2 separate regions of the Homo sapiens genome follow, and region 1 is linked to region 2. A link is a contact called in ENCODE Hi-C or POLR2A ChIA-PET data. All regions are on one chromosome and are shown on one strand. Each heading gives the region's core, a stretch centred on a gene start or an enhancer-like site at or near the end of the contact. The rest is flanking DNA. Distances are from core to core; before and after follow the strand shown.

What was found. Hi-C counts contacts between places; a loop is a spot of excess contacts on that map. ChIA-PET counts read pairs that join two places held with the same protein, here RNA polymerase II (POLR2A). Pooled maps may share reads with other maps.
Region 1: a loop to region 2 is called in a map of PC-9, with 5 times the contacts of the local background. The contact joins the promoter of RTTN here to the enhancer-like site in region 2. A Hi-C loop is called at or near these places in 3 of 168 maps with a recorded cell type or tissue (HepG2, PC-3 and PC-9) and 3 of 50 pooled maps. POLR2A ChIA-PET finds 5 or more read pairs at or near these places in 2 of 52 experiments (H1 and activated CD4-positive, alpha-beta T cell).

Annotation. Positions count from the first base shown.
Region 1 is chr18:70,201,264-70,208,160 of GRCh38, forward strand. It overlaps RTTN (rotatin), which reads right to left and starts at 4,424. Exons shown (of 49, transcript NM_173630.4): 1 at 4,365-4,424; 2 at 3,865-4,052; 3 at 2,823-3,000; 4 at 631-720. The coding sequence starts at 4,395. LOC105372180 (a long non-coding RNA gene) reads left to right here and starts at 4,526. Exons shown (of 3, transcript XR_935599.3): 1 at 4,526-5,311; 2 at 5,766-5,831. RefSeq lists enhancers at 4,124-4,253, 4,464-4,573, 4,492-5,121, 4,584-4,823.
Region 2 is chr18:70,238,635-70,245,982 of GRCh38, forward strand. No RefSeq gene overlaps it. Among named protein-coding and RNA genes, the nearest start is that of RTTN, 37 kb to the left of the region's middle. Within about 2 kb of position 5,122, at least 3 of the 41 ENCODE cell types and tissues checked have a DNase peak (open chromatin) inside an H3K27ac peak, as active enhancers do; they include PC-3 and PC-9, where a contact is called at or near this core.

The DNA of each region.
Region 1 (6,897 bases), core at 3,174-5,673, 38 kb before region 2:
GAACAAATGAGATGACATGTGTAGTGCAGGGCACAATGCCTCAAAAAACTCATGTTCGGCCGGGCGCGGTGGCTCACGCCTGTAATCCCAGCACTTTGGGAGGCCGAGGCGGGCGGATCACGAGGTCAGGAGATCGAGACCATCCCGGCTAAAAAAAAAACGGTGAAACCCCGTCTCTACTAAAAATACAAAAAATTAGCTGGGCGTAGTGGCGGGCGCCTGTAGTCCCAGCTACTTGGGAGGCTGAGGCAGGAGAATGGCGTGAACCCGGGAGGCGGAGCTTGCAGTGAGCCGAGATCCCACCACTGCACTCCAGCCTGGGCGACAGAGCGAGACTCCATCTCAAAAAAAAAAAAAAAAAAAAAAAAAAACTCATGTTCATTCAGTACGACATACTACTGCCATTAATACCATCCATCTACACAGTTGTTCAAATATGGTTAGAATAACACAAAATTTTATCATTTCTACTCGATATCCTAAACTAACTTGAAACAACTAAAACATTTAATGATAGTTTGGTGCTGAAACATTCAAGTTTGGTAAAAATACATCTTCACAATAACGAAAAAAGTACATTAATTTTCAACTTCCCAAGTCAACAGGATTTACTTCCCGACATATACACACCCACTGGTCGTGGCGGCACTTCCATCTGCTGGAAATTACTTTTGTCTTGGGGAAAATATCCTGTTAAGATTTCAGGGTTTTTTGACAATTCTGAAAAGGAAATAAACATTACTGTATTGTCGATTCCTTATTTGCTAAAAGTGAAACTTACTTTCTTTAAGTGGTAATGTTTTCTCTTAAGTATTGGAATCATTTTAAAAATTAAAAAAAAGTCCAGTTTTTTTTCTGAATGATCTATCTTGCTAAAGAGGAAAAAATGTGCACATTGAGCCCACTTCCAGTTAAGAAGCTTTTTCCCTCTCACTTTTACTGTTAGCCAAACACAGTTATTTGTTAGAATGTACACGAAGAATCTGCTACAAAGTATTCAAGGACTATCCCTCTCTACTTCCTAATCCATCTCCCTCTCCCTTGACTCCAATTATATAGTTCCTGATCACTTCAATTTTCATTCATACCTTAAAAAGAAAGTTGTCAAAAACAAAGGAGTCAAATATTATCTTTCAATACCTTTACAATTCCCTATAACATGCGATTATATGTTCAGCAGTTCAGCTGCAATGAAAATGAGGAAAAGGCTAAAACTATAGTTTGTAATTTTAAGTTTTCATGGCAATAGTTCCTAACACTAATAAAGAAAAATAACATTTAGCCCTAAACCATTCCTCTACTTTCACCCGCAAGGAATCAGATTAAAAATTCACAGTGTAAGACTCTACTTTATTTGTGATGTCTTCGAAACTGTAAAATATATTGTTAAAAATCACAGGTTTGGGAGCCAGATAAAGCAATGTTAGAATCCTGCATCTGCTACAGGTTAGAAAACTTGGTACTGTGGGGCAAGTTACTTTATACTTTTATTCTCAGCTATAGAGTAAGACTAATAACATCTCAGTCAAAAGGCTGCTTTAAGATTTAACAAGATGATGTGTTTAAATCAATGTATTCAATGCCCACAACAAAACTCAATAAATGACAGCTGCTATTGTTGTTGTGAACCGCAGTACCCACAGCTGAAGCTGTAACAGTACTGGCAGAGAAGAAAATATGGTCTAACAGGTTAAGCATCAAAACTTTTTTTTTTTTTTTTTACTTTTACTACTCAGTCACATAAATTGCATGAAGATGTTTTTCTTCAAATCAATTCAAATGCATTCCATGTGCAAGGCACTATACTAGGCATTAACAACAACACAACAGCAGCAGCACAGCAGCCAACACAGCCACATTTCATACATGCTGGGCCCTGTGCTAAGCACTTTACAGACATTGTCTCATCTAATCTCATGACGATTCTATGAGAAAGTGTTCTTTTTTTTTTTTCGAGATGGAGTCTTGCTCTGTCACCCAGGCTGGAGTGCAATGGAGTGATCTCAGCTCACCGTTGCAACCTCCGCCCCCCGGGTTCAAGTGATTCTCCTGCCTCAGCCTCCCTACTAGCTGGGATTACAGGCGCCCGCCACTATGTCCGGCTAATTTTTGTATTGTATTTTTAGTAGTGACGGGGCACCATGTTGGTCAGGCTGGTCTTGAACTTCTGACCACCTGCCTCGGCTTCCCAAAGTGCCGGGATTACAGGCGTGAGCCACCATGCCCAGCCCGGTGTTCTTTCTTATTATCCCAGTTTTTGAATGAGAAAACTGAAGCCTGGAAGGGTTAATTACCTTAGCCAAGGTCACACAACTAGCAGCAGAACTGAGACTTAAATCCATGTCTCTTTGACTTGGATTTTAACAAGTATATCATGATGGACTGCAGCATATAAAAATACTTGCATTATGTCGTTTTGATTGGTCCCCACAACAAGATCATGAGCTAGGACAGATATCATTATACTCCAATATGACGAACAAGGTCAAAAATACAAATATAAAGCACTAAGAACAATGAGCACTCATGTGCTCAATAAAAATACATTGTTATTGCCAAAAAAATAATCTGTCAAACTGGCCTCATAAAAGCAAAGTCACTGGCATCGTTTAGGCCTGACCCAAAAAGCAATTAATGCAAATGTACCATCCTTTGACTAACAGTAGAGGAGGGGAAAAAGGTCAAAATCATGTAAGTTAACACAAGAAAAATAAGTTTGGGGGAGGTGGGAGAAATCCTTTTTAAAAAAATCTAATCTCCCTTTCCTTAAAATTTACCATTAGAATTAATATATTTGTATTTAACAGATTCCAAAGAGTTACCAGTTTGATTGGTTTGGTATGAGGCAGAAGATAGTGCAGGAACTTCCGAAGGAAGAAGAAAAAGTCCATCCAGAATGCCATCAATTTCAGCCTGCAGATTTGGCTCCACATTAGACCGAAGCTTAGATAAGAACTCTACTGCACCAACGTCAACCAAATGTTGGACTGCTGGGGGATACTAAAATAAGAAGAGGATGATCTTGAGAATAACTGTATCAAAATCTCTATAACTTACAGCAATCAAAACATAAAATTATTTTTGGTATATCAGATGTTCCTTTTCTGAAAAACAAATCCTTCATGGCTCTGCCCCGAAGTAAGGCACTTCCATGAGGAGCACATACACCTATAGAGACATACATCCAACACTTGATAACATTTATGAAAGATGAGCCAACACACTGAACGCTAGAAATGCACATTATCAATCCCTACTCTTATTTTTTTAATGGGTTACTTTTTTCCACTGACACTCACCTTATGGTCCCAGCCCCAACCGGTCAACAGGATGTCAAAGTAGTTTAAGATTCCTCTACCATTGTACAGTGATTTAGTTTTGAAAGGTTAAACTTACACTTTGATATCTGACCCCGATAACTAACTACTCTTGAGGTAGGCATAAGAATACCAATCTAAAAGCATATGGGCAAGCAACTTAACATTGGTATTTATGAATCACGGTTATGTAACATTATTTTTAAAGTGCTCCCTTTCATACTGACATATCTAGTTTTTAAGATGTAAATGTCAGAAAACAAAAACAGAATACAAATATTAACCTCCAAAGATAACTCAAAAACACAGAACATACCAAAACTCAAAAGAAGTTCTGTGTTACTTCTGAGCACAGCAGAGACCATGTGGGATTCAGTATCACAAATAAAAGATGAACCATATACCCAGATTAATTAAAATTAAACATCTCTGGTTGATTAAAAAAACTTTTAACCCCAATTATTTAACTTTCAATAAACGCTACAATTAAATGACTAAGAAACAAGTCACTCGTCTGATTATTTTCTTTATTTCAAAATGACCCTACCTTAACCAATCTGCTTAACAGGTTCAGAACCTCTTCCTTCATCGGAACGGACGGGAAATTGAACCATTCCAGCAAATGAAGAAAAAGTTGCCTCTCCTGAATGAGATCAGCGTAGCAGATTAAGTTGTGCTCAATCTTGCAGAGAATACTCTTGAGAGCGCGCTCCCTGATCTCGGCCAGCTGATGACCTGTCAACGAACGGCACAAAACTATTTTATTTCCCGACTGCAAAGAGACTACGTTATTTATGCTGTGGGCAGGAGCGGCGTGAAGACGGAATAAACCAGTTTTTTTCAGAAGCAGGCCACTGGTGCCTTCGGGACGCGAACCGCGAAGTTTACACAAAGTCCGAGATGGGTCCCCGGGGGCTATCCTGACAAAGCGGGGGTGAAAGAGGGAGCGGTCGCGGAGCGGCCGGCCGCGGAAACGTGACACGACCATTCTCAGCAAGTGGCCAGAGCGCGGGGGGTGCCTTGGGCGAGGGGCAAGCTGACAGTTACCGAGTTTCCTGATGAGCCCTGCCAGGACCATCTCGTCCCGTCAATCTGCAGCCGCCGGAGAATTAAACTGCCGCGCCACTGCGTCCAGCCACAATTAATGTACCCCCGGAAACACGTCCTGTGGGACGGTGAGTTCCGCAACGCCTGCGCTCACCAGGAGTAGGAGTCATTACGTGAGCCCTTCGCGGCCCCAGCGTCGCCAGGAGAGCTTCCAGCCTCTCTAGAATCACTACTGCGCACTTCCTGGACAGCAGTCTCCGTCGCAAGAAGCGGAGGGAAAAAAAAAAGCAACAAGCAGGGATAGAACCAGCGTTGGCCGCCGCGCACGTCGGGAGTTGTAGTTCTGGCTAGGCCGTGCGTCCTGCACCGATCTCCGGGCCCGCCGCGGCGCCCGCTGGCCTGGGGTTCCGGCTTACAGCGCGGGAATTCGGGAACCCAGCGCGGGCTGCAGAGGCCCCAGCAGGAGCCCCGCCTCCCGGCTCGTCGACGGATTCGTTCTTGGCCCTGCCAATCTGATTCTCAGCTCCCAGAACTTCACGATTTAGAATGTAGACTTTTGCTTTGTGACAGTTCTCCCCATCCCCGACTACTAAATGACGAACCCTCTTTAACTGTGAAATGTACCTGCAAAGTCAAGCAGTGTCTTTGGATACCCAAGTTCAGATATGAACAAGCAAGCTACAAAAGCGGGGTGGGCGGGTATGAGTGAGCAGAAGAGAGAAACCGGGCTGCAAAAAAGGAAAATAAAGGCGGGACGTGGGGGTATGATTTGCTGAATGGTACCAAAGTTGATTTTTTGCACCGTGCACAGTGATCGAGCTGAGCAAATTATTTTTTTTTTAATTATAAGCAGCGGTAAGAACAACAACAAAATTACATTTGGAAAATGATTTGCATTTTCTCGGTCTGATCATTTCACGTTCCCTGGGAAAGGGATGTCAAGGCAGGTAAAGTGGGCCCTCGGTATCCCTAGGTAATTGGTTCCAGGACCCCCGCAGATACCCAAATCCACCCATGCTTAAGTCTCTTTTATAAAATGGTGTAGTATTTGCATATAACCTACACACATCCTCCTATATGCTTTAAATCATCTCTAGATTGCTTACAATACCTAATACACTGTAAATGCTATGTAAATAGTTGTTACACTGTACTTTTATTCATATTATTTTTTAATTGTTGTATTGTTATTTTCAACTGTGGGGTTTTTTCCCGAATATTTTCCATCCCGTGTGTTGAATTCTCTGTGTGCAACCAGTGGACAGCAAAGGCCTACTGTATTCCCATTCCTATTTTGCCAAAGAGGAAACTTAGAATCACAAAAGTACCCCCACACAAAGTCACATTAACTAGTAAGTGACAGATTGAGGAGCTGACCTGATGTTTCTTTGTTCTATTTAGAGTGCCTTGCTGCCTCCTCATGTGTGTCAATAGGAGAGTGATGATATTTGAGTTGGATCTTAAAGAGTAAGTAGGAGTTTGCCACACAAAGAAGTTGGGTAAGGAAATTCCTGCAGGAGAAACCTGTATTTGCAAAGGCAAGAATCCAGACGGAGTGTGTCAAATTCGGGAAAAGAACAAAATTCAAGGTGGCCATATTATCTCTGGGAAGAAGAGAGGAAGGGCAAGATTGCTGCTAGCATGCTGGATATTCTCCATTCCACCTTCTAGTGGTTCCTCCCAGCTCTTCCAGCTCTGCATCAACTGACCTGAACAGGCAAAAAGACTGCACTATCCAGGCTGCCTGGCCCTCTGGCTTCCAGTTGGTTGCCGCCGATAGGAGGCATCAGCAGGAAATTGGAAAGTAGGAGGAAAGAGATACGGATATTAAACCAAGATTCCACTAGCCCATGCCTAAGCCTGCCTGGCCAAGATTGTAACAGTGGCTGAATTCCTTGACCCAAAGACCACATGTCCTGATGGATAGCATACCACAGTGGGCACTGCAGAACCAGTTACACCAACTCAGAAGTGTCTGTAGTTATCCAGGAAGGAAGGTGTTAATTACGGATTTGAAGTGTCAAGGTCAAAAAACACATGACAATACAGAAAAATAATAGAAATAACTTGTCAATGATGTTTCTGAGATGAACAATCTTAGGTGATGAGAGACTGTAGATGCAGTGGGGTAAGGGGCGATAATACTGTAGAAGAAATATAAAAAATCCATTGACTTAAAACAAGCATGTTACAAGTAAAATGGGGGTCAAACTATGAAAGGGTTTTACTTATGTTGCACCCAAGGTCAACATAAACATTTTATTTTATTTTCATTGTTGAGCATATATTGCTCCTGTAATTAGACAAAAATAATTAAATCCCATTCATTACATTCAAAGCAAATAATCTATCATTCTCCTATTAGACTATTGATTCAGCAATTTTTCCTAAAAAAAAATCAACCTTTGATTTATTAATTCTACTATTTAAAAACACACATATATATTCTAGTGTATTGACTGTATTATTTTTTACCAGTTACTTCACTCTGTCGCCCAGGCTGGAGTGCAGTGGTGTGATCTCCGCTCACTGC
Region 2 (7,348 bases), core at 3,872-6,371:
GAAAAATAAAACCCTTTACAGACAAGTAAATGCTGAGGGATTTTGTCACCACCAGGCCTGCCATACAAGAACTCCTGAAGGAAGCACTAAATATGGAAAGGAGAAACTGGTACCAGCCACTGCAAAAACATACCAAAAAGTAAAGACCATCGACACTATGAAAAAACTGCATCAACTGATGGGTAAAATAACCAGCTAGCATCATAATGACAGGATCAAATTCACACATAACAATATTAGCCTTAAATGTAAATGGGCAAATGCCCCAGTTAAAAGACACAGACTGGCAAATAGGATAAAGAGTCAAGACCTATTGGTGTGCTGTATTCAGGAGACCCATCTCAAGTGCAAAGACACACATAGGCTCAAAATAAAGAGATGGAGGAAGATTTACCAATCAAATGGAAAGCAAAAAAAGGCAGGGGTTGCAATCTTAGTCTCTGATAAAACCAACTTTAAACCAACAAAGATCAAAAAATAACAAAGAAGGGCATTACATAATGATAAAAGGATCAATGCAACAAGAAGAGCTAACTATCCTAAATATATATGCCCCCAATACAGGAACACCCAGATTCATAAAGCAAGCTCTTAGAGACCTACAAAGAGACTTAGACTCCCACACAATAACAGTGGGAGACTTTAACACCCCACTGTCGATATTAGATCAACGAGACAGAAAATTAACAAGGATATTCAGGACTTGAGCTCAGCTCTGGACCAAACAGACCTAATAGGCATCTACAGAACTCTCCACCCCAAATCAACAGAATATACATTCTTCTCAGCACCTCATTGCACCTATTCTAAAACTGACCACATAATTGGAAGTGAAACACTCCTCAGCAAATGCAAAAGAATGGAAATCATAAGAAGCAGTCTCTCAGACCACAGTGCAATCAAATTAGAACTCAGGATTAAGAAACTCAGTCAAAACTGCACAACTACATGGAAACTGAATAACCTGCTCCTGAATGACTACTGGGTAAATAATGAAATTAAGGCAGAAATAAATAAGTTCTTTGAAACCAATGAGAACAAAGACATAACGTACCAGAATCTCTGGGACACGGCTAAAGCAGTGTTTGGAGGGAAATTTATCTCACTAAATGCCCACAGGAGAAAGCAGGAAAGATCTAAAATCGACACCCTAACATCACAATTAAAAGAACTAGAGAAGCAAGAGCAAACACATTCAAAAACTAGCAGAAGACAAGAAATAACTAAGATCAGAGCAGAACTGAAGGAGATAGAGACACAAAAACCCCTTCAAAAAAAATCAATGAATCCAGGAGCTGGTTTTTTGGAAAGATTAACAAAATAGATAGACTGCTAACCAGACCAATAAAGAAGAAAAGAGAGAAGAATCAAATAGATGAAATAAAAAATGATAAAGGGGAGATCACCACTGATCCCACAGAAATACAAACTATCATCAGAGAATACTATAAACACCTCTACAAAAATCTAGAAGAAATGGACACATTCCTGGACACATACACCCTCCCAATTGAGGGTGGGTGTTCCTCAATACACAATTGAGGAACATTGATGCGAAAATCCTCAATAAAATACTGGCAAACCAAATCCAGCAGCACAGTAAAAAGCTTATCCACCGTGATCAAGTTGACTTCATCCCTGAAATACAAGGCTGGTTCAACATACGCAAATCAATAAATGTAATCCATCACATAAACAGAATCAATGACAAAAACCACGTGATTATCTCAATAGATGCAGAAAAGGCCTTCGACAAAATTCAACACCCCTTCATTCTAAAAACTTTCAATAAACCAAGTATTGATGGAGCGTATCTCAAAATTATAAGAGCTATTTATGACAAACCCACAGACAATATCATACTGAATGGGCAAAAACTGGAAGCATTCCCTTTGAAAACCAGCCCAAGACAAGGATGCCCTCTCTCACCACTCCTATTCAACATAGAATTGGAAGGGCAATCAGGCAAGATAAGAAATAAAGTGTGTTCAAATAGGAAGAGAGGAAGTCAAATTATCCCTGTTTGTAGATGACATGATTGTATATTTAGAAAACCCCATCATCTCAGCCCCAAAACGTAAGCTGACAAGCACCTTCAGCAAAGTCTCAGGATACAAAATCAATGTGCAAAAATCACAAGCATTCCTATACACAAATACACAGAGAGCCAAATCATGAGTGAACTCCCATTCACAATTGCTATGAAGAGAATAAAATACCTAGGAATCCAGCTTACAAGGGATGTGAAGGACCTCTTCAAGGAGAACTACAAACCACTGCTTAAAGAAATAAGAGAGGACACAAGCAAATGGAAAAACATTCCATGTTCATGGATAGGAAGAATCAATATCATGAAAATGGTCATACTGCCCAAAGTAATTTTTAGATTAAATGCTATTCCCATAAAGCTACCATTGACTTTCTTCACAGAATTAGAAAAAACTACTTTAAATTTCATATGGAACCAAAAAAGAGCCCGTATAGCCAAGACAATCCTAAGCAAAAATATAGAAGCTGGAGGCATCATGCTACCTGACTTCAAACTATACTACAAGGCTATAGTATCCAAAACAGCTTGGTACTGGTACCAAAACAGATATATAGACCAATGGAACAGAACAGAGGGCTCAGAAATAACACCACACATCTACAACCATCTGATCTTTGACAAACCTGACAAAAACAAGCAATGGGGAAAGGATTCCCTATTTAATAAATGGTGTTGGGAAAACTGGCTAGCCATATGCAGAAAACTAAAACTGGACCCCTTCCTTACACCTTATACAAAAATTAAGTCAAGATGAATTAAAGATTTAAATGTAAGACATAAAACCATAAAAACCCTAGAAGAAAACCTGGGCAATACCATTCAGGATATAGGCATGGACAAAGACTTCATTACTAAAACACCAAAAGCAATGGCAACAAAAGCCAAAAATGAAAAATGGGATCTAACTAAACTAAAGAGCTTCTGCACAGCAAAAGAAACTATCATCAGGGTGAACAGGCAACCTACAGAATGGGAGAAAATGTTTGCAATCTATCCTTCTGACAAAGGGCTAATATCCAGAATCTACAAGGAACTTAAACAAATTTACAAGAAAAAAACAACCCCATCAAAAGGTGGGCAAAGGATATGAACAGACACTTTTCAAAGGAAGACTTTCATCATCACTGGTCATTAGAGAAATGCAAATCAAAACCACAGTGAGATACCATCTCACGTCAGTTAGAATGTCAATCATTAAAAAGTCAGGATACAGGCCGGGCACTGGAGCCCAGGAGTTCAAGACCAGCGTGGGAAACACAGGGAGACCCTGTCTCTATTAAAAGTTACCTAAGTGTGGTGGCTTAGCTAATCTGTAGTCCAAGCTACTTGGAAGGCTGAGGCAAAAGGATGGATTGAGCTCAGGAGGTCGAGGTGGTCAAGGCTGCAGTGAGCTGTGATCATGCCACTGCACTCCAGCCTGGTGACAGAGTGAGATCCTGTCACAAAAAAGCAGCCGGGTATGGTGGCTCATGTCTGTAATCCCAGCACTTTGGGAGGCTGAGGCAGGTGGGTCACGAGGTCAGGAGTTTGAGACCAGCCTGGTCAACGTGGCGAAACCCCATCTCTACTAAAAATATAAAAGTTAGCTGGATGTGGTGGCGGACACCTGTAATTCCAGCTACTCGGGAGGCTGAGGCAGGAGAATCACTTGAAACCAGAAGGCGGAGGTTGCAGTGAGCTGAGATCACACCACTGCACTCCAGCAACACTTTTACACTGTTGGTGGGAGTGTAAATTAGTTCAATCATTGTGGAAGACAGTGTGGCAATTCTTCAAGGATCTAGAACTAGAAATACTATTTGACCCAGCAATCCAATTACTGAGTATATACCCAAAGGATTATAAATCATTCCACTATAAAGACACATGCACACGTATTTTTACTGCAGCACTATTCACAATAGCAAAGTCTTGGAACCAGTGCAAATGCCCATCAAGGATAGACTGGATAAAGAAAATGTGGCACATATACACCATGGAATACTATGCAGCCATAAAAAAGAATGAGTTCATGTCCTTTGCAGGGACATAGATGAAGCTGGAAACCATCATTCTCAGCAAACTAACACAGGAACAGAAAACCAAACACTGCATGTTCTCACTCATAAGCGGGAGTTGAACAATGAGAACATATGGGCACAGGGAGGGGAACATCACACACTGGGGCCTGTCGGGGGGTGGAGGGCAAAGGGAGGCATAGCATTAGGAGAAATACCTAATGTAGATGATGGGTTAATGGGTGAGACAAACCACCATGGCACATGTATACCTATGTAAGAAACCTGCATAGTCTGCACATGTATCCCAGAACTTAAGTATAATTAAAAAAAAAGAAGAAAAAAAATCTCTTTGAAGGGCATGTTCAGTAAATAAATGAAGGTATTTGGCAACGTACAACTCCTATTTGAATATTTATAGCCATGCTAGCCATTTTCAACAACTACTCTTTCATTAGAATAAACAAGAAATTATTGTTTATTCACCATTGCTTTACCAATTGCTTAAACAACAAGCGCATCATTTGCTCAGTGGTAAGATTGTACAAGGAGGAAAAAGTGACAGAGCGTGCTGCATACTTTTCAGAGGCGTGCCTTTGTTGTTGAAATGTTGCTAGGGCGTGGCAGGACCCACAGTTGGAGTGAAAGCAAAGGCTTAGAAAAACTCAAGTATCCGAGGGCACCCCATTCACCGACAATGGAAAAACTCACAAATTAGTGTGATGCTTACGCTGATATTCAGACTGGAGCCAGGCACAAACAACAAAAAATAGTCGTATTAAAAGTTTCAGGGTAATTCTTTCTGAAAGGTCTTTTTTTCTCTATTTAACAATGATACATTGCTTTATACAGATTTGCAGAGCACTACAATACAAAACAAAACATTGGCGGGGCTTAAAGGAGCATGGAATTCCAAATAATGCAATTACTTGAATTTGTAGAAAGACTGATAATTAGCAGTGAACAGCAACAAACGACATCGTTCGCTATTTGGACAAGCAGGAAAATGTAATGGAATCTGGCTCATGATTGTAAGAGGAACTGCCCTATTTACCTTTCCCATAGCCAGAAACAAAAGATCCACACACGATTTAAAACTGTGGTTACAAATAAAATAGTTGATGCTTTAGTTGTTTGTTTACTCAAAACTATTTTTTCTCAAAATTTAACTACAAGGGTACATAAGGCCATGATCTACAACATAATATTCCCTCCCCTTTGCCCTAGCAAAGAATTTAAAAAAAAAAAAGAAAGAAAGAAAAGAAAAAGAAAAGACTATCGCATGAATTTCTGACAACGTTTTGAGGGAAAAAAGTGACTTTTTTTCAGTAGCAATGGAATGTTTTTTTAGTGGGTGGAAACAGTAACAGCAGACACTTCGAAACATAATACTACTCTTTTATTTAATGGAAAAAATACTTTCAAACATATTGCAGTTTATAAAAATATCTGTGTACAGAAAAGTGAAATGTATTACTAGTTTTCAGAATTATAAAAATCGGACAAAAACTCAAGAAAATTTACTTACATGAACAATAGAAGATTTGTTTTGAGATCTAATATAAATAAATATTTTTAAATAGTCATTGTGTTGAGGTGGTTAGGTAATTAGTGCTTTGCTTTTACAAACAAATTCTGTAATGTATGTGTGTGTATGAAAAAGAAACAATATAGATCAGTATTTTTTCATATGGCTATTTTAAGTATGGGGGTACATTTAAGACAATATCATTTATTTAACTTAAAGCCATATTGCACCATATGTAGTCCTACTTGTTTGGATTCACAGGTAAAGTATTGATATAATTATCAATATCTATTGGATGTCCACAGTACTCTATAAAACAAATACTCAGGATGGGCACAGTGGCTTATGCCTGTAATCCCAGCACTTTGGGAGGCTGAGGCGGAAGGATCACTTGAGCCCAAGAATTCAAGACCAGCCTGTCTCTACTAAAAATTAAAAAATAAACTGGGTGTGGTAGCATGTACTTGTATTCCCAGCTACTGTGGAGGTTGAGGCAGGAGGATCGCTTGGGCCAGGGTGTTCGAGGGTGCAGTGAGCTGTGATCCAGCCACTGTCCTTGAAGTTGGGTGACAGAGGGAGACCCTATGTCAAACAAACAAGCAACAACAAAAACTGAGACATTTTTGTACCAAAAATGCATTAAATGAAAAACAATCCAAGCTGACCATTTTCTTTGTGCACCACCCATGTTCCCACAACCTCATACAGGAAGACTTCTGTAGAATTCCTATCATTTGGCCATTCAGTCTTCGCTATCATTTTAATTCCAATATTCTGCTGAGAGAGGAACACAGAAATAGACAGTAGCCAGTGATTCCAAGTCTAGCTGAGCATCAGAATTACACCGGGAGCTGTTTGTGAGAAACATTATAAAGTTATATACGGTCATTCAGGGGAAGAGTAGAGAATTGTAAAAATTAAAAATTAGAAGTTCTTTGTTTCTTTCTTTTACCCCACAACCATTTCCTAGAGTTAAATCCTGTTAACAATTGAATGTACAGTTATGCATTACATAACCACATTTTGGTGAGCAATGGATGTAGTACAGGGTGTCCCATAAGATTATAATGGGGCTGAAAAATTCCTGTAGCCTAATGATGTCATAGCTGTCCTAATGTCATAGTGCAATGCATTAATCATGTTTGTGGTGACGCTGGTGTAAACCTACTGTGCTGCCGGTTGTACAAAAGCATAACATGTACAATTATGAATAGTACATAATACTTGATAATGACAATAAAGGACCATTACTTGTTTATGTATTTACTATACTTTTTTTTTATTATTGTTTTAGAGTGTACTCCTTCGGATAGGGACAGGCAGCAGAGAAATTCTAGGCAGAAAAAGGTGAGTCCCTGGCAAAGTCCCATACTCAAGCCAAAAAGCCTAAGACCACAGCCCAAGGTAAAAACTTACATCCCTGTTTCTGCTCAAATGTTGCCTTTTCCTAAACTACCCGTGGCCCACCCCGCCTCCCACCCCACACTCAACCGACAGAGAGAGGAGAAGCAGCTGGACATCGGACTGGGCCCCTTTGGATTGGTTGCTGTTATTCTCCTCCTGTTTTGGAAACACCCATTTCTAAGTTCAGTTTGATTACCTGGCACTTGGCACAAGTGACCCATTCTGGTTTGGTCTGGTCCGTCGGGGTCTAGTGCAGGAGCTCAGTCTAAAACAATAGCCTCCCATAAACTTGATTTCACAAAGCATATAGGAGGCATGTGGAACTGGAATGCACGCACACTATTTTAAATTATGTGAATCATATTATGC